7 separate regions of the Homo sapiens genome follow, and regions 1, 2, 3, 4, 6 and 7 are each linked to region 5. Evidence: chromatin loops called from intact Hi-C (ENCODE). Cell type or tissue: heart left ventricle. All regions are shown on one strand.

Evidence for each region. Peaks named below come from ENCODE experiments on the same cell type or tissue, not always from the same donor. Only the 100,000 strongest peaks of a DNase experiment are listed, where the experiment ranks them.
Region 1: it touches region 5 in a loop (5-fold over the local background); 26 of 110 quality-filtered maps call a loop at or near these places.
Region 2: a loop joins it to region 5, with 2.3 times the contacts of the local background. A loop is called at or near these places in 27 of 110 quality-filtered maps.
Region 3: a loop joins it to region 5, with 8 times the contacts of the local background. A loop is called at or near these places in 104 of 110 quality-filtered maps.
Region 4: a loop joins it to region 5, with 2.3 times the contacts of the local background. A loop is called at or near these places in 12 of 110 quality-filtered maps.
Region 6: it touches region 5 in a loop (13-fold over the local background); 65 of 110 quality-filtered maps call a loop at or near these places.
Region 7: it touches region 5 in a loop (4-fold over the local background); 24 of 110 quality-filtered maps call a loop at or near these places.

The regions. Positions count from the first base shown.
Region 1 is chr6:134,540,029-134,544,028 of GRCh38, forward strand. No RefSeq gene overlaps it. Among named protein-coding and RNA genes, the nearest start is that of LINC03002, 2.0 kb to the left of the region's middle. In heart left ventricle, no CTCF peak of the experiment used is centred here; no DNase peak of the experiment used is centred here; H3K27ac peaks cover 1,091 bases.
Region 2 is chr6:134,238,568-134,242,567 of GRCh38, forward strand. All of the region lies in intron 2 of SGK1 (serum/glucocorticoid regulated kinase 1), which reads right to left. Among named protein-coding and RNA genes, the nearest start is that of SGK1, 78 kb to the right of the region's middle. RefSeq lists enhancers at 2,285-2,344, 2,385-2,434. In heart left ventricle, no CTCF peak of the experiment used is centred here; a DNase peak (open chromatin) is centred at 2,334; H3K27ac peaks cover 865 bases.
Region 3 is chr6:134,639,532-134,643,531 of GRCh38, forward strand. No RefSeq gene overlaps it. Among named protein-coding and RNA genes, the nearest start is that of LINC03002, 100 kb to the left of the region's middle. In heart left ventricle, a CTCF peak has its summit at 1,598 (motif pointing left); DNase peaks (open chromatin) are centred at 1,610 and 1,861; H3K27ac peaks cover 314 bases.
Region 4 is chr6:134,413,063-134,417,062 of GRCh38, forward strand. No RefSeq gene overlaps it. Among named protein-coding and RNA genes, the nearest start is that of LINC01010, 23 kb to the right of the region's middle. In heart left ventricle, no CTCF peak of the experiment used is centred here; no DNase peak of the experiment used is centred here; H3K27ac peaks cover 1,934 bases.
Region 5 is chr6:134,171,981-134,175,980 of GRCh38, forward strand. It overlaps SGK1 (serum/glucocorticoid regulated kinase 1), which reads right to left. Exons shown (of 14, transcript NM_001143676.3): 4 at 2,531-2,606; 5 at 2,025-2,100; 6 at 1,482-1,586; 7 at 1,294-1,377; 8 at 1,043-1,174; 9 at 682-794; 10 at 213-336. Among named protein-coding and RNA genes, the nearest start is that of SLC2A12, 120 kb to the left of the region's middle. RefSeq lists silencers at 2,835-3,234, 3,345-3,624, 3,551-3,845 and an enhancer at 2,973-3,474. In heart left ventricle, CTCF peaks have their summits at 2,135 (motif pointing right) and 2,339; DNase peaks (open chromatin) are centred at 2,141, 2,981, 3,401 and 3,711; H3K4me3 peaks cover 4,000 bases; H3K27ac peaks cover 4,000 bases.
Region 6 is chr6:134,880,213-134,884,212 of GRCh38, forward strand. No RefSeq gene overlaps it. Among named protein-coding and RNA genes, the nearest start is that of ALDH8A1, 68 kb to the right of the region's middle. In heart left ventricle, a CTCF peak has its summit at 2,431 (motif pointing left); a DNase peak (open chromatin) is centred at 2,429.
Region 7 is chr6:134,529,337-134,533,336 of GRCh38, forward strand. It overlaps LINC03002 (long intergenic non-protein coding RNA 3002), which reads right to left. Exons shown (of 3, transcript NR_125856.1): 2 at 1,502-1,728. Among named protein-coding and RNA genes, the nearest start is that of LINC03002, 8.7 kb to the right of the region's middle. In heart left ventricle, no CTCF peak of the experiment used is centred here; a DNase peak (open chromatin) is centred at 1,665; H3K27ac peaks cover 1,431 bases.

The sequences.
Region 1 (4,000 bases), 370 kb after region 5:
AGCCACAGCATTCTTTTGTGTCAGCAGACTCAAGTGGGATGTTCCTTCTGCAGCTCTTACCGAGCAAGAGGAAGCGGGCTTTGAAACACAATGTTCATTGAAATTGGCTTTCATCTGAGGAATCCCAGGGTGGCTCCTGCTTCATGATGTGCATTCTGTCTGCAGCTGAGCTCTCCTGATGCATTTCCCTTGTTTGTTCTGGGGGGAAGGCAGCACCTTTACGGGACTCACCCTTTTACTAGGTAAAGGGCATCGCATTGTGCTGGGCGAAGCATTATGTGTCAGGATGTCTCCAGTGAGTCTGGAGCCTAGAAGGAGCATCAAAAATAAAATTAAAAAAAATCAAGTCCTCCACCATCCTGGCTCACTGATGGAACAATTTAGGAGAAGAACACAAAGCCATCTAATGACCCTGGGGAGCATTTGCTTGTTTGGTGACCTTAGGCGCAGGAAGTCATTTATCACTCTAGTTGCTACATTGGGCACAATGCCACAGGACACAAATGGGGGTACTGAACGTAAGTCTGAGTGTTGGCCCAATAGTACCTGTCCAGAAGCAGCCTGGGATCCATGATCCATTGCAGGGCAATTATGGCTCTTAAGAAAATGAAGAGAAGTAAGTAATCCACAGTATCAAATCATGGGTGAGAAGTCTCTCCATCCCATTGCCCTAGTTTTATAACTTAGCAATTCATCTTCTTTTCAGAGAAAACCATTCTGGATCCCAAACAGATTTTCTCTGATTAAGAAATAGTCTCAATCAGTACATGGAGAAAAAAGCAAACACTGTTAAGCCCATCTTTTCTTGCTAGACACCTCTTCCTTTCTATCTGCTCCACCCAATCTGGGCCAGTTTATTATGCAAAATGAGATAAGCAGTCAACTCCCAATAGGAATAGAAGAAAGAACACACCACTTTTTCACTTCCACGGCACTTTTAACTCTGCACATATTTTTTCCTTTGACTCTCAAAATAACCTGGCAAAGTTAGATAGGCATTGTCTATTTTCAGCAGTACAAGGAGTTAGTACAGAGACAAAGTTAAAGACCCTTGAACCTCATAAAGAGCTGGCAGCAGAAAGTACAGAACCCACATGTCAGGTTCCTCAGGTAGGCCCTGTTCATCAGGTCAGATCCCTTAGGCATGTGGACAAGTGACCAGTCTCCAGTTGACTGTAAAGGCTGGCTTTCATCACCACCAGCGGGCTAACCTCCTACATATATCTGTGTGTCTACGGCAAGGTCGACAGAACCCATATATAAGGAAATACTGATACTGAAAAACTTGAAAAACCTGGAAGTTGCTTCTTGGAATCCAGTGTTCTTGTCCCAAGGTAAAAAGAATAGATGTCAATCTTGTAACTGACGCAAGACACTGACGAAAATGACAATCCATGCACTTAGCTTTCCCAAGAATGAAATGAATCAAAAAGTACCAAGAAATCAAAATTCTAGCTAAAGCTCATGAAAAGGACTCAAAACTACTCTCTGAATGGCTTATCTTTAGCTGAGCTCATAACAGAACTCTTAAATTTCTGAAAATTTGGTAGAATCTTCTTGTGAAATTCTTCAGAAAGGATTGCCCAAACCTAGGGATAGCAAAAGTTTTTGATGACCTTTCCGCTACCTATGACTCAACTTATCCCTGATTACAATAGGCTTCTGGAGAAGAGAATTTATATTAGCAATTGGCTTTGAGTAAAAGGGTCTGTGAAACTATCTGTTCCTCATCAGGTCCCTCCCCCAACCCAGGTTAAAAGAATAAAATGAAATTAAATTATTAAATAAAATGGATAACAACTGGCCAAAACTCTGCAAAGGAGATTCTTAAATTGAGTGGGATACTCTGGGGTTCTTTTTAACTCTAACACTCTATGACTTTTTAAAAATGCTAGCCGGGCGCGGTGGCTCATGCTTGTAATCCTAGCACTTTGGGAGGCCAAGGTGGGCAGATCACTTGAGGCCAGGAGTTCGAGACCAGCCTGGCCAACATGGTGAAACCCTGTCTCTATTAAAAATGCAAAAAATTAGTCAGGCATAGTGGTGCACACCTGTAATCCCAGCTACTCGGGAGGCTGAGGCAGAAAAATCGCTTGAACCCCGGAGGTGGAGGTTGCAGTAAGCCAAGATTGCACAACATCAGCCTGGGCTTCAAAGCGAGACTCTGTCAAAAAAAAAAAAAAAAAAAATCTAGAGAATAATGCTGGAGCACATAATTTATATATACATATGTATTTATACAACACACACATCTTTGAACAACATGGGTTTGAACTGTGCTGGTACACTTATACATGGATTTCCCTCGGCCTCTGCCACCCCTGAGATAGCAAGACCAACCCAACCCCCCCCTTCCTCAGTCTACCAAATCTGAAGGCAATGAGAATGAAGACCATTGTTGATCTACTTTCATTTAATTAATAGTAAATATATTTTCCCTTCCTTATGATTTTCTTTTTTCCTCTAGCTTACATACAGTATATAACACATATAACATACAAAATATGTATTAATTGTCTGTTTATGTTATCAGTAAGGCTTTTGGTCGACAGTGAGCTGATGGTAGTTTTAAGGGAGTTAAAAGCTTTACTTGGATTTTCAACTGCACAAACCCCACACTGTTCAAGGATCAATTGTCTGTATATTCTCTGGGCTGGGACCACATAATGTCCAGAAGAGAGATCACATATTATATTAAAGCACATCTAATTCAATTTGTCTTAATTTAGGGAAAAACATATGTGTTGAATACTGCTATGTGTCCAGGGCTGTATAATGCAACAAATAAAAAGATACATCCCTGCCCTCAAGGACATCATAGTATGGTCTGAAGGCAATCACATAAACAGATGTTTTTAGTACAATATACAATGTGTTGAGATAGAGTGATACCCACGGTAATATGGGCCCTAACTGGATGGACCCTAACTTGTCTTATGAAGGAATGGGAAAGACTTGCAGTGGAGGTAATGCCTGTGCTGATACTTTAAGCTTGAAAAGTAATTATTTAAGTAAAGAAGATAATAAAGGATATTCTAGACAGAAGGACTAACAAGAGAAAAAGTGAGGAGGACTGAAACACAAGGCACATTTGAATAAATACAAGAAGCTTGGTATTCCTAAAAAGCTAAGGGCAAGGAAGAAATGGGGTGAGGCATGTATGCAGAGGCCAGAATGAAGATGGTCTTGAAATTTTAAAGCTCCTGTAAGATATAGATCAAACAAATCAGAACAGGATTTAGGTCTCACCACTTTTGATACTGAGAATTCAGAAATTAGATAGTGTGAGGTAAGAAATCAAAGAAACTAAAAAGGCAAGGTGGAGGTTTTCCTAAGATCAAAAGATTTGCTTAGAGGTGATGAATGACAGCTAGAGGTGAAGGCGGAGGTAAAACATTACTGACATTTTGGCAAGTTGCTTATAGCCTCTTGGGAGACCTTTAAAGAGAACTAGCAACATGATTCTTTTCTTCCTTAGAAGTAACCAACAGGACATCTATAAAGGCCTAGGTCTTACCTACATTTCTGTGGACCTAAGAATAAATAAGAAATCAGACATAAGAAAAAAGGGAGAAGAAAAAGATCAAACTTTGCAGGATATATGTAAAACACTTTTAGTGACCTTAAATTATAAGGTTAAAAATGTAATGAAAAGGAAATGGTTTTGAAATTAGATGGTCGAATACAAACTGAAAAAAGAAAATGAAGAGAAATGGCCAGGCATGGTGGCTCACACCTGTAATCCCAGCACTTTGGGAGGCTGAGGCAGGTGAATCACTTGAAGTCAGAAGTTCGAGACCAGCCTGGCCAACATGGTGAAACCCCGTCTCTACTAAAAATAAAAAAATTAGCCAGGCATGGTGGCACAGGCCTGTAATCCCAGCTAGTCAGGAGGCTGAGGCAAGAGAATTGCTTCAACCCAGGAGGTAGAGGTTGCAGTGAGCCGAGATTGTGCCACTGCACTCCAGCCTGGGCAACAGAGCAAGAATCTGTCTCAAAA
Region 2 (4,000 bases), 67 kb after region 5:
TTCCCAAAGTCAGTGTTTTTTTTTTTAATTCTCTCGAAACTTTCATGCATCAAAAGATGGTTCCAACATACAAGCATGGAAATAATTAGTGCTTTTAATTAGTACAACTGGGAAATAAGGCATACCAGCCTTAATAAGGGTCTCCAATGTGGAACACATTAAAGTAAAAACAATTTTTTCCTAATATCAAAGTGCATTCTACCGACTAACAGAAAATGAGTTACTCTGCAAAATGGAGAGTATAATCGGATTCAGAACAAGTTCAAAGTATTAAGAAAGGAGATGCCATGAACTGTGGGACTTGAGAATTAGATCGTCTCAGACGGCCACCAATCTATTTTTCAGAACACACTATCCATATCGTAGGGTTTAACTATTAAACTGTAAATATTCTAAAATACTTCATAATGCCTATTTTGTGAATCAGAATTGAAGATGAAAATGGTCAAATATATTAGAAGCATGCTAAACAGCATTTCAGAACAGTCTAACAGCTGAACGCATACTTGGCAAGAAGAGAGCTGCTGTCACATTACCTCAGACCAACAGTAGCAAGCACATCTGGAATCCTAATGATCCCAGGAGCTTTTGGGCATTTGAAGGACAGCCATCTGGTGCAAAGGAAGTCTGGACAAAGTGTCCCACCCAACAGAAAGAACCTCATTGTGCTGCTATGAAAAGCAGCTGGCCCCACTTCCCTCTGATAATACACCACCTTCTCAACTGGTGAGTGATCAAGAGAAATCCATTATGTGCACAAAGTGCTCACTAGCTGACCTGGATCTAAAACCATGACAACCTGGCAGATAAGACGCAGTCAGAGATATATTTGTGAAATAAATCCCTTTTTGAAAGGGCGTCAGCAAATTCTGCTACCTCTGTCTAACCTTTCAGCAACTGATGTAGATAGTATCAGCCTATGGGCTCTTCTAGGTCTCAATTCTTTATCTGTAAAATTAAGAGATTGGGCTACGCACATTTTACGGCCCTTTTTAGTTCTAACATCCCATCAGCTTGTGATTTTACAGAAAATACTGTAGCGCCAAAAGAATGGATGACCAAAGAACAAGGGATGACAGCAGACATTTGAAGGTGGCCCCTGCATGTTGCTTGATGGCATTGGATCATTGAGGGGACAAGGTTGCACTCAAAGATGACCTCTCATTTGTAAATGTGTCTTATCATCTTGCAAGCAAATTAAGCCAGTGTTATCTTTGCTCTAACCTATCTGCAAATTATGCACAGCATGTTGGGTCTGCCCCACATTAAACACACTGCAGGACTCTCAAGTAGATGAAGGCAGACATGCAGCTTCAGCAGACCATGATGGTGAGGCAGTGGATAAGAGAAATGATTGAAGGTCATGAGAGGGAGGAGAGCATGACAGGGATGGGAAGCGAGGACATCAGGGCACAGAAAGCCCTAGTCAGGAGGGAACTGCAGGCCAGGCGCAGTGGCTCACGCCTGTAATCCCAGCACGTTGGGGGGCCATGATGTGCGGATCACTTGAGGCCAGGAGTTCAAGACCAGCCTGGCCAACATGGTGAAACCCTGTCTTTACCAAAAATACCAAAATTAGACAGGGATGGTGACCGACGCCTATAGTCCCAGCTACTGGGGAGGCTGAGGCAGGAGAATCGCTTGAACCTGGGAGGCAGAGATTGCAGTGAGCTGAGATCACGCCACTGCACTCCAGCCTGGGCGACAGAGTGAGACTCCATCTCAAAAAAAAAAAAAAAAAAAAAAGAGGGAACTGGAGAGTTTAAACACCTACAGGAGGAGGAATTTAGGATAATTGTAAGATCCAATAAATAACCATGTCAGTAGATTTATGGAGGAATGGAGCTAGAGATGTATAGTGAAAGAGTCTAAAAATATAATGTAGGGAAAGGCATTTTGGCCAGTTAAATATTGTTCGGAATCCTGGCTCTGCCGCTGAATATCCTGTATATTCCTGGACTTGTTAAATAATGTATTTTCCTCATCAGCAAATTGGAAATAATGCTATCTCTTACATACAGTAGTTGTGGAAATTAAATGAGATAATGCATGTCAAGTGCTGAAGATACTTATTGGTGCACAGTAGACATTCAAAAATGATATATTAGTTGTCATTATTCCTAGTACTGTTATTCTTGTTAGCTGAATAATGAGAACAAATATTGAAATTCCCCAGAATGGTTGTTTGTGAACAAGTAGAGAGAAAAACGATTACATCAGGCACCAAGATTAAAGGAAGTGTCTTCGAGGTTAGTAGATGATGACAGTGAGGGCAGAGGAAGGGTGGGTGTGGTTGAGCAAAGTTGGCGAAGTTCTTGAAAGTCAAGTTAGTGCCCGCCGAACTCTTGGCTCTGAGCCAGACAAGACTGGAGAAGAAGCCCTTTCTGCTTGAGGGCATCAGAGAAAATGTTTCATCTTTAGTAGAAAATCAAATCTCAATTAAGGCAGCACTTTCCTGAAGATGTTTCTTTTCTTTTTTTCTTTTTTTTTTTTTTTTTTTGAGACAGGGTCCAGTTCTGTCACTCAGACTGGAGTGCAGTGGCATGATCTCGGCTCACTGCAGTCTCAGACTCCCTGGCTCAAGCAATTCGACCACCTAAGCCTCCTGAGTAGCTGGGACTACAGGCATCCACTACCACATCCGGCTATTTTTTATATTTTCTGTAGAGATAGGGTTTCACCATGTTGCCCAGGCTTCTCTTGAACTCCTGAGCTCAAGTGATCTGCTGCCTTGGCCTCCCAAAGTGCTGGGATTGCAGGTGTGGGTCAATGGACCCAGGCTCTGAAGATGTTTTTTTCTTTTTAGAGATGGAGTCTCGCTTTGTTTTCCAGGCTGGTCTCAAACTCTAGGCCTCAGGTGATCCTGCCACCTCGGCCTCCCAAAATGCTGGTGTGAACCACCCTGCCCAGCCCAAAGATGCTTTTGGTCTGATCTATCTGGGGAATGCTGAGCCTCTCCCTCCTCGGAATTTGTAAGAGTGCACACCCAAATGCAGGCTCTACGAAGTCTGTCTTCCTAGATTGAAATCACATGTAGCCAACAAACTTGTTTATTTATTTATTTATTTTTTGAGATGGAGTCTCGCTCTGTCACCCAGGCTGGAGTGCAGTGGGACAATCTCGGCTCGCTGCAAGCTCCGCCTCCCGGGTTCAGGCCATTCTCCTGCCTCAGCCTCCCGAGTAGCTGGGACTACAGGCGCCCGCCACCACACCCGGCTAATTTTTTGTATTTTTAGTAGAGACGGCGTTTCACCGCGTTAGCCAGGATGGTCTCGATCTCCTGACCTCGTGATCCGCCCACCTCGGCCTCCCAAAGTGCTGGGATTACAGGCATGAGCCACCGTGCCCAGCCTTGTTTTATTATATGAAGTTACAATCCTGTGTCACAAGATGGGAGGGCAGAGGGAGGATTTTGAGGAAAGCTTAATGACCGAATGGTGTTTACTGTCAGGAGTCCCAGAGGAAAGGGAGAGAAGGGATTAATGTGGCTAAGTGAGAAACAAGATAGGCCAGAGACAAGTGAGGTTAAAACTGCATGAAGGGATTGAGCAAGTGGAAGCAATGACCAACGTGCTGGTGCTCATGAACCGCAGAGGGAAGAAAGGGAGCAACTAGGAATTTTGAAATTAGGAATAAGGCTGGGCGCGGTGGCTCACGCCTGTAATCCCAGCACTTTGGGAGGCCAAGGTGGGCAGATCACCTGAGGTCAGGAGTTCGAGACCAGCCTGGCCAACGTGGCAAAACCCTGTCTCTACTAAAAAACAAAAAATTAGCCAAGTGTGGTGGCACGTGCCTGTAATCCCAGCTACTCGGGAGGTTCAGGAAGGAGAATCGCTTGAACCTGGGAGGCGGAGGTTGCAGCGAGCTGAGATCGCGCCATTGCACTCCAGCTTGGGCAACAGAGTGAGACTCCGTCTCAAAAAAAAAAAAGAATTAGGAATAAGAGTGAGGGAAATGGGCAACTTGGGCCAGTAGCAGAGCTGTTTTGAACATGGGAAAT
Region 3 (4,000 bases), 470 kb after region 5:
TGAAAGTCCAGTTGACCAGGCTTAGATCTTAGAAGGCCTTCCCTCCAGATCCTTTCAACAGAAAGAATCTGTCCAGAGGCTACTCTTTACTTTCATTGAGGAAGAACAGATTATCTGAATTTTCTGATCTACTAGAACTCTCCACAATGGGGGAAAAGCAAATCCTCCAAAGGAAATGGAAGATGTTGATAGGAAGTGGAGATGGATGTTGGGTGACCAATATTAACAAAGGTCCCTACGGACAGACTTGTTTCCATATTTGACTCTGCCACTTGCTATACAAATTACTCCACTTTCCCAAGTCTATTGTAAAATGAAGGTAATGGTAAACCCAACTCCACAGGATTGCTATGAAATATAAATATAGCAATGTTTATAAAGTGCCCAGCATAATAACTGTCACATAAGTATGTCTATTAAGTTTCAGTAAATCAAACTTTCCTTTCTTATTTCAGTGATGCCTGTGTTAGGCTTTTCTATATTAGCTCCATGTATATTTACTTATATATTTCTTACATTCATGTGTATTAGTATTTTATTATCAAAGTATGTACTTCCAGAGAAAAAAGATCATGCCTCACTTTAACCAGTGCCATTTGCTTTTGATGATGACAGTGACAATAACAATAATAACAGGGAGGCATTGTCCTAGTAATTAGTTTTAAGTACTTTTTGAGACTTTAAAAATAATCTACATAATATGGTATTTATACACATAGTCAATGGTTATAGTTATGTTTAGCATATAGGTATCCATTTTCTTTTTCATGGTCACGCTGAGGGACCCTGATGACACATAGACCATATTGCCCTTACAAGGCTCTTAATGACAGAATGGTTGGCATAGCCTTACTTTCCTAAATAGTTTGCTGATTCACTTGTTCCATTTTTAGACATCAGCAGATCGGCATTGGTGACATCTGCTAATTATTTGGTTTGACTCGTGACTGGCATGAGACTTCCATCTGCATCAATCAGTAAGACATGATTAGTGTGAGGTTAATACCACCCAATCCATGACCAATTTGTTGTAATGAGAAGCCTTGTTTATTTATCGGTTTTCCCCAGAGGTAATCATTTGTTGGAAACATAGCTGCCAAAAGTCACATTGTCTTCGTATTAATAGCTTATCAACTCTCAAATTGCATTGACCTACCCAATTACATATTTAAGACCTTCTGCACCTCTCTTACGGTTTCCACCTCTCATTTCTACCTGGAAACAGTCTTGGAAGACAGCTGAAGACTGTGCTTCTATGGTTCGTCCTTCCTTGTTTCCCTAGTACAATATTTTGAGACATCCCCTCAAATGGCCCTCTTCTTTCTAAACCATCATCATGTGACAGTCACAGCTTCATTAAGACATGTTAGTTACGCTTCCTGGTTTAATTCAGAGTGAATTAAATCATACTCAATAAACTCACCAAGAGTTTTGTTGGTTTCTTGTGTAATGCTTGGGTAAGATTAGAAAGGCAATGACCTCCAATCATGGTAGTAGCTAATTCCTTGTTTAATACTTTAGGTCAAAGTGAGTGCACATTTCACCATTTTGTGGTCTACCAGAGCAAACACAGAAGAATGCTTTCTGCCCCCTGGTGCTCATTGTCTGCTACTGCAGCAGATGAGTCAGCTGAGATATGTTCCAGACAGAAGCAGAAGGAATTGTGTCTCTACTGCTTATAGCACATGAGCAAAGCCACAACTTTTCAGTGCGTCACATGTCAGATACCTCCTAAATATGCAAGTGTCAGGGAAATGAATGAAGAGGATCTCTCAATTCTGTAACAGGAAGCACCACTGGGGAGAATGGCAGAGGCTCTGGGCTCTGGCTCTTGTTGCTTCATTAGCCTCTCATCTGGGAGCCCTCTGGGGTGCTGGCTGGTCCACCCTGGCCATGTCTGGGTCTCTTGATTATGCCAGGTTATTCCCTGACTCAACACACTGACATGTGCTTCTCTCTCTGCCTAAAAACTTCCTCACCCCCTTCATCTCCTAAATCGTATCTCTCCTTCAGAATGTAGCTGAAGGGCCACCTTCACAGGAAAGTCTCAATCAGGACTTCCTTAAATCTTCTCATACCACCTGATTCTTCTCCTTCAAGGCACCCATTACGATTGTAATTGAATAACTAAATTGTTTAATGAATGTACAATCTGCTAAAATGTAAGCCCCTCTAAGGTCTTATTTACATTTGCATTTCCCATAGGTGTACAACATAATTTTTAAATGAATGAATGAATTCTGAAGCGAAAACATAACATTCTTAAATTTGACAGCCCTTTTGTTTGCAGATAAACCAAAGCCAGGCTTATCCTGGAGTATAATTTCAAAGATAACCAGGGGAAGAAGAGAGGAGAAGATAGGGAAGGGGTGGGACTGAATTGGGTCAAGGTTCTCTTCATTCTGTCTCACCAAGGAATAGTTGTACGCTAATGTAATTAAATGCCAAAACTAGCTTGCAGAAACTTTTCTCTTTTCTCAAAGTTCTCTAAGTTTACAAAGAGTAAGCATGCTTTTCAAATCCTACTTATTTTTTATCCTTTGCCTATAGTATGGATCCACCCTCCAAGACTCTGAAAGTTTTTAATTGTAGTATCTGTGCATGGAACATAAGCTTAATTACTAAGGCAATGCCCATTGCTTTGTAGGGCCACGAACAATGCTTTTCATTACTGGGCATAAAGTACTCTGTTGTTATTTTCTCTATAGCCTTATATTGGAATAAGCAATAATTGTAGTTTATTCTTTACAGATGGAGGCAATAAGCACAGACAGATCTGGAACCCTTGCCTACTGTGACATACAGCCGCAGTAGCAGGCAAGCCTGGGTCAGCTCCAGAGCGGCAATGGAGGGAAATTCCCAGGACTCTGGGTGTCTTGGAAGTTTCCAAGGCCTGCAACTGATCACAGATCCTGGTTTTCCTCCCATTGGCTAAAAAGATAATAAATACAAGTTACAGCTTGACTACTGTCTGAAAAAATCTTGTAATGGTTAATGGAAGAAAGAAGAGAAAGTCCAGATGTTTGTTTTTTTTCCCTGCTTAGTGTGAGTTGAATGCTAACTTGAGACTAGGTCTAAAGTAGATCAGAAAATGCTTTCTCTTTATAAGTCAATTCATACCAGAAAAAATATAGGACACAGACAATGCCCAATAGTTACACTGGGACATGGAAATGGAGAGGAAGGGGAGTAACACTTGTGGGGTTGATATTATCATTTCATCATCTATCTGAAATATCGCACAAGGGAGGGAAAACTGAAACAGTAAAAGCCACATACAGATTCCACTGTTTTTAACATTACATTTGTTTCTCATTCATTTAACTTTCAATAAATATTTATTGAAAACTCGCAATATACTAAGCTTTGAAAACACAACAAAGAATAAAATGAAGCCCTTGGTCTTTTGGACTTTACTTTTCATGGGCAGGGTACAGATAGAGAACAAGGCGGAATAATGTTCAAGTAAATAAGCCAGGTAATTTCAAACACTAATAAGCGTTACAATCATGATAAAGCAGGGCGATGTGATTGAGAGTGGCTGGAGGTGAGGGTTTGTTTTAGATCTGTGCTGTCCAATACAGTTGCCACTAGCCATATGTGCCTCCTGAGTATTTGAAATGTGTCCAGTCCATGTTGAGATGTGCTGTAAGAGATGAACTGAATTTCAAAAACTTAGTATGAGAAAAAGAATAGAAAATTATCTCATTAACATTTTTATACTAATCGTTGAAAATATCTTAGATATACTGGATTAAATAAAAATATCATGAAGAAGGATTTAACCTCTTTTTATGTGCTTTCACTGTGGCTACTTGAGCATCTAAAATTGCACTCACACTTGTTCTTTACCTTTTTGTACTGAGCAGCACTATGGATGGATAGTGTCGTCAGGGTGGGCCACCCAGCCTCTTAAGAAGATGATAATACACTTAGGAGGAACTGGGCATGCAAAGGTCTCAGGGCAGAGTAGTGCAGGCAAGGAGAACAGCAATTGCGA
Region 4 (4,000 bases), 240 kb after region 5:
TGGGAGGCCAAGGCGGGTGGATCACCTGAGGTCAGGAGTTCAAGACAAGCCTGATCAATGTGGAGAAACCCAGTCTCTACTAAAAATACAAAATTAGCCAAGCATGGTGGCACATGCCTGTAATCCCAGCTACTTGGGAGGCTGAGGCAGGAGAATTGGTTGAACCCAGAAGGCAGAGGTTGTGGTAAGCCAAGATTGTGCCATTGCATCCAGCCTGGGCAACAAGAGCAAAACTCGGTCTCAAAAAAAAAAAAAAAAGAAGAAGAAGAAGGCTTCTTTTGTAGGCTTCTGTGCATGAAGCAGCTGACCCACTGCCTGTTTCTCCAGATTCTTTCAGCATCTACCCATTACCCAATCCCATAGCCACTTCCACATTTTCAGATATTTATTCTAGCAACAACTTCACTTCTTGGTACCTGTTTTCTGTCTTTGTTTTCTGTTGCTATAACAGAATACTTGAGACTGAGTAGTTCATAAAGAAAAGACATTTATTTGGCTCATGGTTCTGGAGGCTGGGAAATCCAAGGGCATGGCAGCAGCTTCTGGCAAGGGCTTTAGTACCACATTGTAACATGCCACAAAAGCAAAAGGGCAAGTGAGCATGTGCAAAAGAGATCACAAGACTGAGTCAAGCTTGTTTTTGTAATAATCTGGTCTCAGTAGAACTAGCTAATTCCTGCATTAACAGCATTAATCCATTCATAAGGGCTCTGCCCTCATGACCCAATCAACTATTAAAAGTTCCACCTTTTAATATTGTTACATTGATAATTAAATTTCCAACACATGAACTTTTGGGAGATACATTTAACCTGGCAAGGAAGGAGCTTGGAGAGTAAATTTCTGAATCTCCCTCTTCTCTCAACTCTGATCATCCTCTGGTGCCTCCATGGGCATATCCCATAGAAAGTCAGGTGGCAAGAGAACTTGTTGAAGCCATTCATATGGGTCAACCTCCCAAGACATAGCACTTATCAAAAAGGGTAAAACAACCAAGTGAGGTGGCTCACACCTGTAATCCCAGTACTTTGGGAAGCCAAAGTGGGAGGATCACTTGAAGCCAGGAGTGTGAGACCAGCCTAGGCAACACAGTGAGACTCCACCTCTCCAAAAAATAATTTGAAAATTAACTAGTGTGGTGGTACACATTTGTAGTCTCAGCTACTTGGAAGGCTGAGGCAGGATAATTGATTGAGCCCAGGAATTTGAGGCTCAGTGAGCTAGCATTGTGCCATTGTACTTGCTCTGAATGGGAGACAGAGTGAGACCTTGTTTCTAAAAAAAAAAGGGGGGGGTGGGGGGAGCAGACATGGTGGCTCACACCTGCAATCTCAGCACTTTGGGAGGTCAAGGTGGGAGGATCACTTGAGCTCAGGAGTGTGAGACCAGCCTGGGCAACATAGTGAAACCTTATCTCAATTAAAAAAGAAAGACTAAAAAGAAGTAAGGAAGGAAGGAAGGAAAGAAAGAAAGAAAGAGGAAGGGAAGGGAAGGGAAGGGAAGGGAATGGGGAAAGAAGGGTAAAGTGTGAATCTGGAGGGATCCACACAACTTGTTACTGTTATGCAGACCTTTATATCAGCCAAATCAGGAAAACACTATTCTCAGCTTACAAGCTCTGAGGGGCTAGGTAGCCTACTTTGTTAACATGGCAAATAGGCTGTAGAGCAATTCACCAGTCCCCTTCATTTATCCTAACCCCATTAGAAGAAGGGGACTGAAGAGAAGAGACACCTCCCCAGAGAACCAGGGACCCTCCCCAGGTTCTGTGTTTCTGTCATCCTGGGAATGTTCAGCAGCATAGAGAGCTTCATAGCATGTGCTTCTGAGAAGCTGGGACTAGGCGGTGTGTTGTTGGGGGTTCTGGGTTTGTTGGGAGAAAGCCTGGCTTCCGATGCTCAGCGTTTCCTCTAATTGTGCAGCATCACTGCACAGACCAGAGGAAGGACATATGTATTCCCTGGGGTCTACGAGAAATAGCAAAAAGGCCTGACGTAGATTAAGCCTTGCTTCCTTCTTCTGGTACATTGGTACATGTCACTCCCTTCTTTGCTAGTCAGTCACTGACTTTCTGTGAATATCATCAACAGTCAGTCGTTATTTACCAAATGCTATCGTGTACAGGGCTGGTATGCAGGTCTCACATTTTTCATTGTAAATAATAGTACTTGTGAAACCTTTGGTTCGAAGATTTCGATCTTTGTCATCAATTACATCTCAGAATAATTTACTTGATGCTTATTAATGATTTCAGCATTCTTGGGTGAAAGGCATTATACATCTTTTATTTTTCTCTACGGATGTAGAGTTGAAGGAGAAAGATTTTGCAAGTTGACATTTTTATTTTTTGCAACACTGAACGTTTCACTGCCAAACATGACATGAGTACCTTAAAAAAACCCAAAGTAACTGTTCTAGAAGTTCAAACACAAGTTATTCAGCAAAGTGCCTTCTGTCTGCCTGTGACCTTTGTGCCAAGGTTTAAATTCAGCAAGCAGAGAAAGGCTGAGAAAAATGATCTAAGGAAGCTCTCTTTATGGAAGGAAGGGGAGGGATTTAGAACAGGTTCAAATGTCTTCAGAAGCAGAGCAAAGAAAGAACTGTGTGTGAGGGGAGTGGGGAGGCTGGCGAGGAAGACTAAGGACCCAAGAATTGGAGGATCCCAGGGCACTGTGAAAACTCTCACCCATCTGTAGGGCAAATTCTCTTGACTGCAGTTAGTTCAAGGAGGGTGAAAATAAGATCGTGGCAACACATGATGCAACCTGTGTCTGCTTTTCCTAGTCAACAGTTACCTATCCAGGCAGTGAAAAGTGTGGCGCTAAAGCTTATCAGCATCACAGCAAATGCAAACCTTAGAGAGAAGGGAGCGAGCAGGTAACAGCAGGTGCAGGGAAATTTAAGACACTGCAGAGCCCACATTATGAACACATAATGATCATGTGGGTGTCTGCTTTATCTCTGCTGTGGAACATTGTGATAAATTATTAATAAAATGGTTTGTGTAAGCAGTGATGAAAAGGAGACCTATTTTTGCCCAACAAACTGAAGCAAATTGGAGGCAAGGGGTTTTTACTTTTCAGTCAGAATTTTGAAAATACATTAAAAACAAATATGTAAATGGTATCTGTGCTCTTCATAAATTCATAAATAAAAGGGAATAAAAGAACAAAGCTTGAATCAGAACAAATATCTCTAAGTAAAGTTAGCTAAGGAAGTGTGGTGTTTCTGATATTTAGCCATACACCCCATTGACTCCAATGCCGAAGATAACTGTTTTTTTACTCTTTTATTTTTTTTTTGGAAATGGGGGTCTCACTATGTTGCCCAGGCTGGCTTTGAACTCCTAGCCTCAATCAATCCTCCCACTTCAGCCTCTCAAGTAGTCAAACGTTAATTTGAAACTATCTTGAGAATGTGACACAAAGATGCTGAATTTCTTTAAAATGCATGTGACAATTGCTACGGAGCAAGACATCCGGGGAACTTCCTTTTTTGGAGTGGGGATGGGGGGGAACATCTGTGTACACATCTACACATCTGTGGTTCAATATAATTGGGTTGTTTCTTTTTGCCTTTTACTGACATACTGTTGTGAATGTTGTGATACAGCGGAAGCTGTCAAGATAAGACTCCTTCACCACCAGGGTTTCACACAGGCTTTACTAGAAAGGACTGCCTGTGGCCTGCGCCGCAGAGGAGGGACCCAGAAAAGTGCACATGTGCTCAGTCTATCCCCACCCATTCATTTTCTCTGCAGGGTCTGTATTGGACCTGATGTCACCACCGTGTTGTTCTGAGTCAGATTGGATGAAATTCCTTTACTGGGACTTCGCTGAGACTAATTGGATACAGTGTGTTGTTCTGACTTAGAAAACACATTGCTCGTAATTCTGATATTTATTACCAAAGGACTTCCAGGAAGAGTTTGTGAATCAGTTACTAGAACCTGAGGACTCATGCATATGACTATGTATGTATTTATGGTTCCGTGATATGG
Region 5 (4,000 bases):
TCTTACTTACAAACAGCTACTTTTCAGTAAAGGAACAGAAGGACTTGGGATTTCTCATGCTACATCAAACAGCAAATGTATTTTATTTGCACTGAACTGTATTAAGAAGTCTCTGAGAGGAGTTTACTCTTTTTGGTAGTTAAGTGCATGATTGTACATCTCTCTCTTGGAAGGCGGGGGTAAACCAGGCACCAAACCAAGACAGCGCCTACCTCCGGCGTGCCACAGAAGGTGGATGTTGTGCTGTTGTGTTCAATGTTCTCCTTGCAGAGTCCGAAGTCAGTAAGGACAATGTGTCCCTGTGAATCTAGCAAAATATTCTCTGGTTTTAAGTCTCTGTAAAAAAGTGAATAGAAAAGTAGTTGCACAAGTTAATTTCACTTCATAAGATATCCTCTTAAAGATAATTGCTAAAGGTATTAGAGGCATTTTAGGTTCACTGTAGTTGTGTAGTGAAGAAAAAAGGGAGCCCTTGTTCTGCTCATCTATTCTGGATTAGGCACAATCCTACTTGGCTGGTTCCCCCTTGGCACTTAAGTCAAGCCAGCTCACGTGCTAGGGGATCTGGTTTTAGGCAACCAAGTTGCAAATAAACACAAATTATTTTAAGGCCCTATGAAACAGCCAGTGCTACGTCTCCTTTATACCAAAACTGGTAGCCTGAAGAGCTCTCAGGCTTACCTATAAACGATGTTCAGTGAATGCAGGTAGCCCAAGGCACTGGCTATTTCAGCAGCATAGAAACGAGCCCGTGGTTCCAGGAAGCAGCGTTCCCTCTGGAGATGGTAGAACAACTGCAGGAGACAGAACAAAGTCATTCTGGGTTGCAAATGAATTTAATTAGTTTTGACATACACAGCAAAAGAACAACTGCAGGAAGTGGCCCCAAGTAATCTATTAACTATAAACCTGACAGGTTGAAGGAAATGCTAATTCTGGTAACATTCTCCCCACCAAAAATCTTTGAAAACTTTTTTCTCAAACTAAAACAAAGCAGGCTGTGCAGAGACACTAAGAGTTGACTTCTATCCCCCCTGCTCACCTCTCCACCATTAATGTAGTCTAGGACAAAGTACAATTTGTCAGCAGTCTGGAAAGAGAAGTGAAGGCCCACCAGGAAAGGGTGCTTCACATTCTTCAACAGAACATTCCGCTCCGACATAATATGCTTCTCCTAGGAAAATGACGATTCAGATTTAGTGGCATGTTTCAACTTGGCACCAACATTCCAGAATCAAGATTATTCAAGGAGTGTCTACCGCCAATGCCAGCCCCATCAAGCACATCTCATACCTCTTTCTTTTTCAGGATTGCTTTCTTCTGTAAAACTTTGACTGCATAGAACACTTCTTCTGCCTTGTGTCTTGCTAGAAGAACCTGAAATTTCAATTTAAAAAAATCATTTTTCTATCCTCATCCAGGGAGAATACAAAAGAGGACATGAAGGAAGTGTACCAAAAGATCTTCAGATTTGAAATTACCTTTCCAAAACTGCCCTTTCCGATCACTTTCAAGAAGTGAAAGTCAGATGGTTTAGCATGAGGATTGGACGACGGGCCAAGGTTGATTTGCTGAGAAGGACTTGGCTAGAAAAAAAAAAAAAGAATTTCTTTTAATACCATTGCTTCAAAGGAAGACATCTATAACATAAACGATGTAGAAAATGTTACATCTACAAATGACTGATGCAAATGACCATACATCTATAAACATTCAAAACTACATTTCATCACATTTCAAATGAGTATGGAAACTGCACACAGTCATGTTGTTTCAGACAGATAAAACCTTTTTATGAAATATGCCTTTTAAAATAACCACTTTGGAGGTAAAATATGCCCAGGAAAAAAATAAAATAATACTCTGACTCAATACTTAAATATTTATATCACTTGTTATGCCATAATGAAGCATTCCTGCCTTGATACTAATTTCTAGAAATGCTATTTTAATCCATTAATGTAGGAATACTAACTGACTCCCTTACAGTTCTCCACAGATGCACGGCACATACAAAAACTTACTGGAGGAGAAGGGTTGGCATTCATAAGCTCAGGCTCCTGAGGTTGGGAGATCTTCAAGATGGACTGAACTTCAGGGCTGCAGGGAATAAAGGGCACGATTTAGAATCCAGCTCGCCACTAGGGGGCACACCAACATCAAAAGTGAGTTTCTGGCTCTACCGACTTCTACCCGGATAATTCACTGTTTAAACTGAAAATACCCCAATACATTAGTCAGTTAAAGAAAATAATAAACCCCATTAAATACAGAAATAAGGATTGTTGCTCATGGAGAAAGGCCGTGAATTCGGCCAACACGAACCATTTATCTTACATCTCCAGTTCAAGCCAAATCAGCAAATTAACTTTAATGTTTAAAATGTGTCAAATATATTAGAATTTAAGGAGAAATGAGATCCCCACCCCAGAAGAAGTCTTCGCCTTCCCGATAAACGCCGTGATGAGAATGTTTACCGCTGGCAAATTCAAACTATACTAGTTATTTCCTCAAATCCGGTCAAACTTACTGTTTGCATGCATAGGAGTTATTGGCAATCTTCTGAATAAAGTCGTTCAGACCCATCCTCCTCTGCTTCATGAAAGCTGTGGATGAAGGAGGAGAAATAAAGAAACGTTTAGACGGCTTCATAACGTCCGGCGCCACACACACTAATCTGATCCGGGACTTTCAAAAAATTTCCACTTTGCGTCTCCTGGAGCAGAAGTCCCGCAAGATTCCTGCACTCACCGATGAGAATTGCCACCATGCCCCTCATCCTGGAGTAAGTGAGGGTGCCCTTAGCAGCCTCAGTTTTCACCGTCATCACCACCGCGGGGAGACAGAAAGACGTTAGCGCTCAAAGACCGGCTCGGCGTATGCTGCGCCAGGCCGCGCGCTCGGCCTTATAAAAAAGGCACCGCCGCGGGGGCGGGGCCTGCGCGACAGTGAGAAGTGGCCCCGCCCTTCGCCTCGCCCCTCGCCCCGCCCCGGCCGCCTCGCGGTTTGCTGGCGGCTACGCTGCCTGCGGCGGGCGGTTCTGTCCCCATTGAGAGGGCGAGCCCCGGGCGGGGGCGCGAGGACCGCCCGGGGACGGCCTGGCGCAGGGCCGTTATCAGTCTCCATCGGCTCCTGGGGCAGGAGAGAGAGAACGCGCCGGCGGAGGGCGCGGGGAGGGCCGGAGAGCCCGGGGTAGTTTTCCACCTCTCTCATTTATTCCGCCGCCGGAGAAAGCCGGGTTCGCAGCGCCGAAGCGCTTCCCGGCGGGTGCGCGGCGGCCACGGTGGCTTCGCTCACTGTCCCTGCAGATACCCTCTCCCCGGCCAGGCGCCGTCCTGCGGCCGGACTCCCACCCTCCTCCCCAACCCGAGCCGGCGGTGCGCGCCACCCTCCGGGGTTTATCCCTGGGGCGCAGGCCTGCGCGCGCGACCTCGCCCGCCAGGTCCTCCCGTTCCCGCCGCCGGGACCCCGGCCCCGAGAACTCCGACGAAAGCCGGCCCCTGCCTCCAAGCCGCTCTGGGGAAGTGAGCCAAGCCCCCAGCGGGGCCGGCGGCGGCGCTTACCCAGTCCGCTCAGCAGGAAGGACTCGCTCCTTTTCTGCGCCTCGGCCCTCTTTTTGTGGCGGGGCCGCAGCAGGGACTCGAGCCGGGCTCTGGCCAGCGCGCCCTGCATCTCCCCCATGGGCAGCGGGCGGCGGGGCGCGCGGCAGACGAGAGCGACCGGCGAGCACTGACGTTTCCTTGAAGGAGCCGCCGTGACTCAGGCCGGGCAAGATTTCCTGCCCCGAGTCCCAAAACAAACAAATGGCCCTTGTGCACGGTCGGGTCGCTTCCGAAAACGCCTTTTTTGTGCTTTTGGCCAAAACCAAGCAAGGCTGAAAAATCCCAGAACTTGGAAGAGGAGGAAGGAAGGAAAGAAAGAGGGAAAAGGGGGAGGGAGAGGTCAGGAATGTGGAGGGGAGGGGGCGGAAATAAAAGTCGTCTCTGCACTAAAGGAAGAA
Region 6 (4,000 bases), 710 kb after region 5:
ATCTCCACTGGTGGAATGGATTTAACTCCCGAGCTAAAGTGTTATATTTCCGGGAGATCTGTGGTAATAATCAAATAGGTTCTCTAAGACATGAATTATCACATCAGTTCAGATCAATGTATTTCACCAACTCTCGAGATCCAGAGGGAATGGGACATAGGACAGGTGAGTTGGGGGGCGGTTAAGGAGGTCAAGTGAGATCCACAGCATAAGACATTGCCCCATGGAGGAACCGGGTCTGAAGGAAAATTACAGAACTAAAACTCAGGTCATTTAGGCTTTGCCTGTAAAATTAGATGTATCATAAGAAAGAAAAGCCAATAATTCATGTTTGAGTCAGAAATAGGAGAGGCTATACTTCCTGTCTGGGGCCACAGCCTCTTAGGCTCTGCTTCTACTTAGAGTAATAATTCTCATTCTAGACATGAATCTAATAAAACCATGTGTTTGGATTTCCTGGAATTTTTCTGACTGTGAATATAGACTTGTTCCCAAAAACTTCCACGTTCCATCTGCCCTCCTAAATGGGCAGTTTCCACGATGTCAGCAGAGGAAATGCAGGGAGCTGCCATGATGTCTGCCCGCTGCTGCCAGATCTCATCCAAGTGGCAGGTGAAGATTTATTCACACCCAGATACACAAGCCACTGAATTCATTTTTTAACTTATTGTCTGAGTGGAAATAGGAGGAAATAAGAGCTAACGAAATAATTCAGTTGGTCAGAAAGTGTTTTATATCTTATTTATAAGAGTGCTCTAAACCGAGTTGAATCATCTCCAGATCTACCAGATGTCACTGGTTATTAGGAGTTGCTACAAGTCACCAAGCTCCTCCCTCCCTCTTTTGCTTTTGTTCTCCTATTCTTTCTTCCTTATTTTCCTCCCTTCTTTTTCCTTCCTTCCTTCCTTCCTCCCCTCTTTTCTCCTCCCTTCCTCCCCTCCTCTCCTCTCTTCTTTCCTTTCTTCCCTCTCTCCTATATTAGTTCTCTTGGGCTGCCATAAAAAAATACCACAGGCCAGGCACGGTGGCTCACGCCTGTAATCCCAGCACTTTGGGAGGCCAAGACAGACGAATCACTTGAGGTCAGGAATTTGAGACCATCCTGGCCAACATGGTGAAACCTCGTCTGTACTAAAAATACAAAAATTAGCCGGGCATGGTGGTGCATGCCTGTGATCCCAGCTACTTGGGAGGCTGAGGCAGAAGAATTGCTTGAACCCAGGAGGCAGAGGCTGCCATGAGCTGAGATCACACAACTGCACTCCAGCCTGGGCAACAGAGTGAGAATCCGTCTCAGGAAATGAAATAAAATAAAATAAAGGAAAATAAAATAAAATAAAATACCACAGACTGAGTGGCTAAAACAACACAAATGTATTTTCTCACAGTTCTAGAGGCTGGAAGTCCACAATCAAGGTGCCAGCAGGGTTGGCTTCCTCTGAGGCCTCTTTCCTTGGCTTGCACATGGCAGCCCTCTTGCTGACTGCACAGGGTCTTGCCTCTGTGAAAACCTGTGTCTCTCCTCATGTCCTGATCTCCTCTCTCATTAGGACACCAGTCAGATTGGATGAGGACCCACCTTAAAAGCCCCATTTTAACTTAATCACCTCTTTAAAGGTCACATTCTGAGATACAGGGGCTGACTTCAACCTATGAATTTGTGGGGGGCACAATTCAGCCCATAACACACTCCCCCTTCTTCCTTTCCTTCCTTGTTGAGGGCTTATCACAGGCCAGATGCTATAGAGAGGAATGAGACAAAGAGAATATCACAGACCAGATGCTACAGAGAGGAATGAGACAAAGAGAATCCCTAACACTAACACACACACACACACACACACACACACACACACACACACACAATGATGTTACCAAAGCTCTCTTGTTTTCGGAGAGTGGCTTCTTGGACTGAGACCAGTGTTGGCTTTTGTCACATTACAGTTTAGGGTGCAGCATGCCCCGTTCTGTTGAGCGGGGTAAGGGCCAAGACAGGGTGGGACAGTGATGATGACTGAGAGGAGTTTGACCCCTGGCTCTGCCTTTGACTTTATGAATGACATTGACAGGGGATCTGGGCTTCAAGATGCTCGCATGTGGAAAGAAGGGGTGGGATTCGAAACCTACTCAAGCCCTCTCAGTCTCAGTTGATGATAGTACCTGAAAGACCTCCTTGATGTGGGAAGGGCTCAGGGAAGACCCAAGTCTTCCAAGGTCTGAAATATTCAAAGGAAAACAAACCAAAACTGGCTCTTTGAAACGCGTGTCTAGCAAGGAATATGTACTAAATATAAGCGATTCCTATTTCTACTGACGTAAAAGATTAAAATTGCTTTTCTGGGTCAGGCCTTTGCAGGAGCAGAGCTTGTGAGAATTGGAAAGGCTGTTAAGCGCCAGGAAAAATATTCTGCAGAGAAGCAGCGTCACCTGCTGGGATGCAGTGGTGTTGCATGTGATAAGTGAAATGACGAATCGTCAGCCTGGGTTTCTACTGAATATGAAATCAGGAACATTAATCTTAATCAAAAGCTGAGTTTTCAAGACCACCAAACTGCGGAAAGATTTCTCCGCAGGTTAATTTTAGCCATGTTTTAGATTTATTTTTGCTTCAAACTATTCACCCATGCTATACATCTTTCTTTATAAATCAGACTCAATGATATGTGCTAGTAAAAGCCAGTTAGTCAAAATCTGTTATTTAGAGGACACAGCTAGGATCACAGGGCTGAAGTCTCCCTTAGTTCAGGCTTCATTAAACAGCCACCCAACTCATCAGCTTCCCAGACCTCCAAGTCTCCTTCCAGCTCTAGAATTTAGCCACATGTATTTACTGAGTTCTGTTAAACACGGGACATTTTGTGTACTGAAAGATGTATGGAGAAATGTAAGATATGTTCCTGATCTCTTGTTTTGGAGACTTGGCATTAAAGTATACAAAGATAAATAGTAATTATAAAAGTTAATAATCACGCTATTAAACAAATAAAGTATGTTCAAGAGTGGTATAGACCAATGGCTACTCTGAGAGCCAGTATTTCTGGCTGGGGGCAGAAAGAATTTAAGGGTTTCTTGAGCCACATGTGAAAAAATAACAAGAATTTTGATGAAATTCATGGATAATAAGAAAAACTGAAGTAAGCACCAAAAAATGGAGACCAAGAACATGTTAAACGTTTTTGATAAGAAAAAAATGAAATGTGCTTGAGAAACACCAGGAAAATCAATTTAACCTGAGTAGGAATTTTTAGGAGAATAGTTTGAGATAAGGCAGGAAAAGGAAGCTGAGACATGATGATTCTGTAAATGCAAGGATAAGGAAGTTTGAGCTTATTATTGTAAGCAATTGAAAAGCATTGAAGATTTCTGGGAAGGAAAATAAAGTGATAAGAACTGTGTCTTAAGAAGACTCACCTGGCAATCACATGCAGGAAGGAATGATTCTAAGATGTGAAAAGATGCCCTGAATGTGTAAAAGGCAGAGTGGTAGAAAGAGGATTTTCAAGGTCACAAATGTGTATGTAAAAGCAGCAGAGAAATCTGGCTCTTTGATACTTTTTTGTATCAAACAATATACTCTAACTTAATATAATTTTTTTTTTTTTTTGTGAGAAAGAGTCTTGCTCTGTCGCCCAGGCTGGAGGGCAGTGGCGGGATCTAGGCTCACTGCAACCTCTGCCTCCTGGGTTCACGCCATTCTCTTCCCTCAGCCTCCTGAGTAGCTGGGACTACAGGTGCCCGCCACCCTGCCCGGCTAATTTTTTGTATTTTTTGTAGAGATGGGGTTTCACTGTGTTAGCCAGGATGGTCTTGATCTCCTGACCTCGTGATCTGCCCACCTCAGCCTCCCAAAGTGCTGGGATTACCGGTGTGAGCCACCGCGCCTGGCCAATTTAAAATAATTCTAAAGACATGAATGTAAGAGCTAAAAAACTATGAAACTGCTAGAGGAAAACTTTGGGGAAATGCTTCAGGACATTGATCTGGGCAAAGGGTTTTTGAT
Region 7 (4,000 bases), 360 kb after region 5:
CCATTTTCCCTTCCCTCTTCTTCACTTGTGTAGAAAATCATTATTTTACAAAAAACAATCTTAGAGATAAAACAACAGAGACCTATAGAGGTTATGTGAAATTATAATATCTCAAACTCAGTTCTCTTATATTCTAGTCATGTGTTACTTTCAGTATGCAATCAACAAACAAAACTAGGCTGGGCATGACAGCTCATGCCTATAATCTAGCACTTTGAGAGGCTAAGGCAGAAGGATTGCTTGAGCCCAGGAGTTTGAGACCAGCCCAAGCAGCATAGCAAGACCCTGTCTCTAAAACTAAAACAAAAATAAACACACAAAAAGGAGACAGAGAAAGGCAGAGAGAAAAAGAGGAGAGACAAAGGGAGAAAAAGAAAAAAACAGAGAAAGGGAAGAAAGAAGAAAGATAAAAGAGGGTGTTGTTGTGAATGTTAAGTATGGCATTCCAAGTAGAGAAGAAAATGATAAAGTAGTAGAAAAAATATGGAAATTTGGAAAAAGTTGTCCTCAAACCAGAATAGCTACTGAGACTACCAAATTGTGGCTGTAATTTAGTGGATAATTAACATGAAAAATGTTGGATTAGGGAGATGCATACAATTTTCCTTCACAGAGGTGGCTTGGTGTGATGGAAAAGATAAAAAACAAACAAAAACTCGTCTAGAAATTCAATGCTTCTGTTGGAATTTGGTTCCACCTCTGAAGTGCAGGGTGACCTCGTCCATGTTGTGTAACTTATTTACTCTTCTTTCCTCATATGGGAAATGATGATAGAGTATCCATCAACCTACCCACATCACAGGGTTATCTGAGGAACTGATGATATCACTGTTGTATAAAAGCTTTTTGAAAGTTGTAAAGCACCAAAGCAACATGTAACATATGACCACAAGTAAACCACATGCTGTTCCTTCGCGTGGAAGTTGGAAAGTCAAATGCAAAAGTAAAATGGAGGAGATGGGTTACATCATTTTAAAGAAAAATGCAGCTGATCCCATTAACCACAGCCAGATTTTTAAGACCAACTTTGACATTTTTTGAGTGCTTAATCTTTTTTTTTTTTTTTTTTTGAGACGGAGTCTTGCTCTGTTACCCAGGCTGGAGTGGAGTGGCGTGATCTCAGTTCACTGCAAGCTCCGCCTCCCGGGTTCACGCCATTCTCCCGCCTCAGTCTCCCGAGTAGCTGGGACTACAGGCGCCTGCCACCGCGCCCGGCTAATTTTTTGTATTTTTAGTAGAGACAGGGTTTCACAGTGTTAGCCAGGATGGTCTCGATCTCTTGACCTCGTGATCCGCCCGCCTCAGCCTCCCAAAGTGCTGGGATTACAGGCGTGAGCCACCGTGCCCGGCCAGTGCTTAATCTTAAGCAACAGACCTTACGCAATTTTGTTTTAGTATCATGAACACAAGAATCTGTTTGTTTTTGTTTTTGTTTTGTTGTTGTTGTTGTTTTTGACAAAGTGGTTTGAAGAGGCATTGGGGAAGGAAGCAAGATACTCACAACTGAGGGGACCTCAGCCATTTGCCTCCTTATTTCAGAGCATTGTGAGATGACGGTAAGGAGGAGGGCTCACAAGGGGCTCGTGTCTGCCTCTCCGTCTGCCGCTGAGTGACGAAGAGCAAACTGCAGAGCTGGAGACACAGCAGTATCCCAGAGAACTGGCCTGATGGCTCCTCCTGGGCCACGCACCTCCTGTCAGAGCTGGCCAGTTAGCGTTGGCAGACAACCTAGTTAGGACAAGGACATAGAATCAGAGTGGCTGACACAAGAGAGCTCCTCACTGTGACAGCAACTCAAACTTCTGGGGCTCCAGAAAGGAAATAGATGTTTGGAAACAGATATGACAAAAGGCCTTTCCCTTCAACTGCTCAGCATGTGAGACTGAATTTTGGAAGATTAAAAAAAATAAAATAAAAAGAACCATTGTTCATCCCCTCAGGGCTCAGCAAGTGTTTTATCACATTTTTATGAAATATAGTCTTCGCCGCAGAGCTTTGTTTGCATGAGGGTGTGTCCCATCCATGGGTGGAAAATTTCCATAACTTTTTTCCATTCTGTTCTGTTCCTCCCTCTTTTGTACAGTTTTTCAGGGTCTCTGTCCATTGTGATTCTAACATGGACCAACCCTAAGGACCAATGTTATTTGCTATTTTAAAACTTGAAAGATCAAAATGGCAGGGGAAGAAATCAGAATCCTTTTAGTGCCAATTACTCGCCAAATGTCTGTATGAAGAGCCAACGTGACACCTTTCTTACTTAATTCATCCACCAGTGACATTTGTTAAATGATTATTCAGCCAATACTATGTCAAAGAATACCATATACTTTAAAAAATCCTTTAATTCAGCAAATCAGCTGATATGAGTGATTTTGTTCCTAAAAAGGTTGGTGTGTTTAAATCTCTTTCCCACTTGCAGTCTTCCCTACTGCTGTGTCTGAGGCAGGTGTTGACAGTTGTTATTCTGTGGTAGGAATTTTTAGAAACAACAGCACTGTAGGGTGGACAAATGGCTTCATCAGGAAATCATGCACTGGTTTGAGATAAGCAAGGGTGGATTTGAAAATCACCTTCCCTTTAGTGTCACTTGTACTTTCTCTTCCTTTAGCTGCTCTCTGTTGTGAATTCTGTCCCTGCAAAGCTTGTCACATACTCCTTACATACACCCTCCTTTCTTGCACAGAGCAATGATCTTACCATTTTCTGAGAGAAACTCATAGATTCGTGTATTACGAGACAAAAGTTGACATCAGTCTTCTCTTAGATCGTTTACAGAAACAAAACAAAGAAACAAAAGAAAATTAGTGCTTTCTGCAGAGGAACAGGTACACACACTGGGATGCCCTGCACTTCCTGGACAATCAATTCTGGAAACACTATGGTCACCTACAGCACCACAATGAACTGCATTCCAAGAAGCCTGGAGAGCAAATGCTGAGATGTTCTTTTTGGTACAATGCAAAAGCATATCACATTGCTGTTTGCCCACAGCACACTTTTTAACTTAAAAGTAAATGCTAATACTTTGAAGATTAAATATTAAAAAAAAAACCTCAAACCTAAGCAAATTTTAGTCTCTCTGGAAAAGCAATTGATAAATAATACACTCAAACTGTGACTATATTTTCACACTGTTAAGAATTTATTTATTAAAAAATAATATGTTTCTGGAAACAGCTCCCTTTTGATCATCTCCCCAGAGCTAGAATATACACACAAATTCTATGGAATCAAAGCCTTGTAGGTAAGAAACAATTTTGTTAGATGAATTCTTCAGGAAAGAAGATCATGCCAAGATAGGCCATCTACTTTTAAAAAAAAAAAAAAAAACTGGATTCTCCATCCTATAATAATAGATCATAAGTTGAATCTGTAGTGTGTAATGTGTCAGCTTGGCTAGGATGAACTACATTTCACAGAATTCCTGTTCTTGTATCTTTCCGGGTAAGGTGAGCTATGTGGAGAGGTTCTTGTGGGAGAAAGGAGGGTGGAAGGGAAGCAGCAGCCACATTTCAGCCGCCCCCTAAACACTGTGGCTTATCTGCTGGCTTACTTCCTTGGTGTGGGCAGTGGCCAGGCTTGCAGCTGTTTCATCTTCCCATGTATCCTCCTTCAGCTTTTCTGATTCCTTCTCTGGTAATTAAAAAGTACAAACTGCTCTAGATATAGTGGTAAGACATTTGCACACCAAGGGTAGGAAATAAACCCCACAAATATCAAGTCTGAGGCATGTTGAGGCACCCCACAAATAGAGACCAGAACAAGAGAAGGCTCCGTAAGTCCAGACTGCTCTGCAAGCAGCTCTGCCACTTAGACCACATGATCCAGAAGAGCCAATGGTGCTTGAAATGCCAGTAACAGAAAGAAAGGCTGTTTAAAGCCTTTGCCAGGCTCCTATAGGTACAGCACAGACAAGACCCTTAGAATTTTGGAAGAAAGCCCTGCCATTCTTGATAGGTAATGATTCTTCTTTTATGAAATAGCTTTTATGTTATTACCG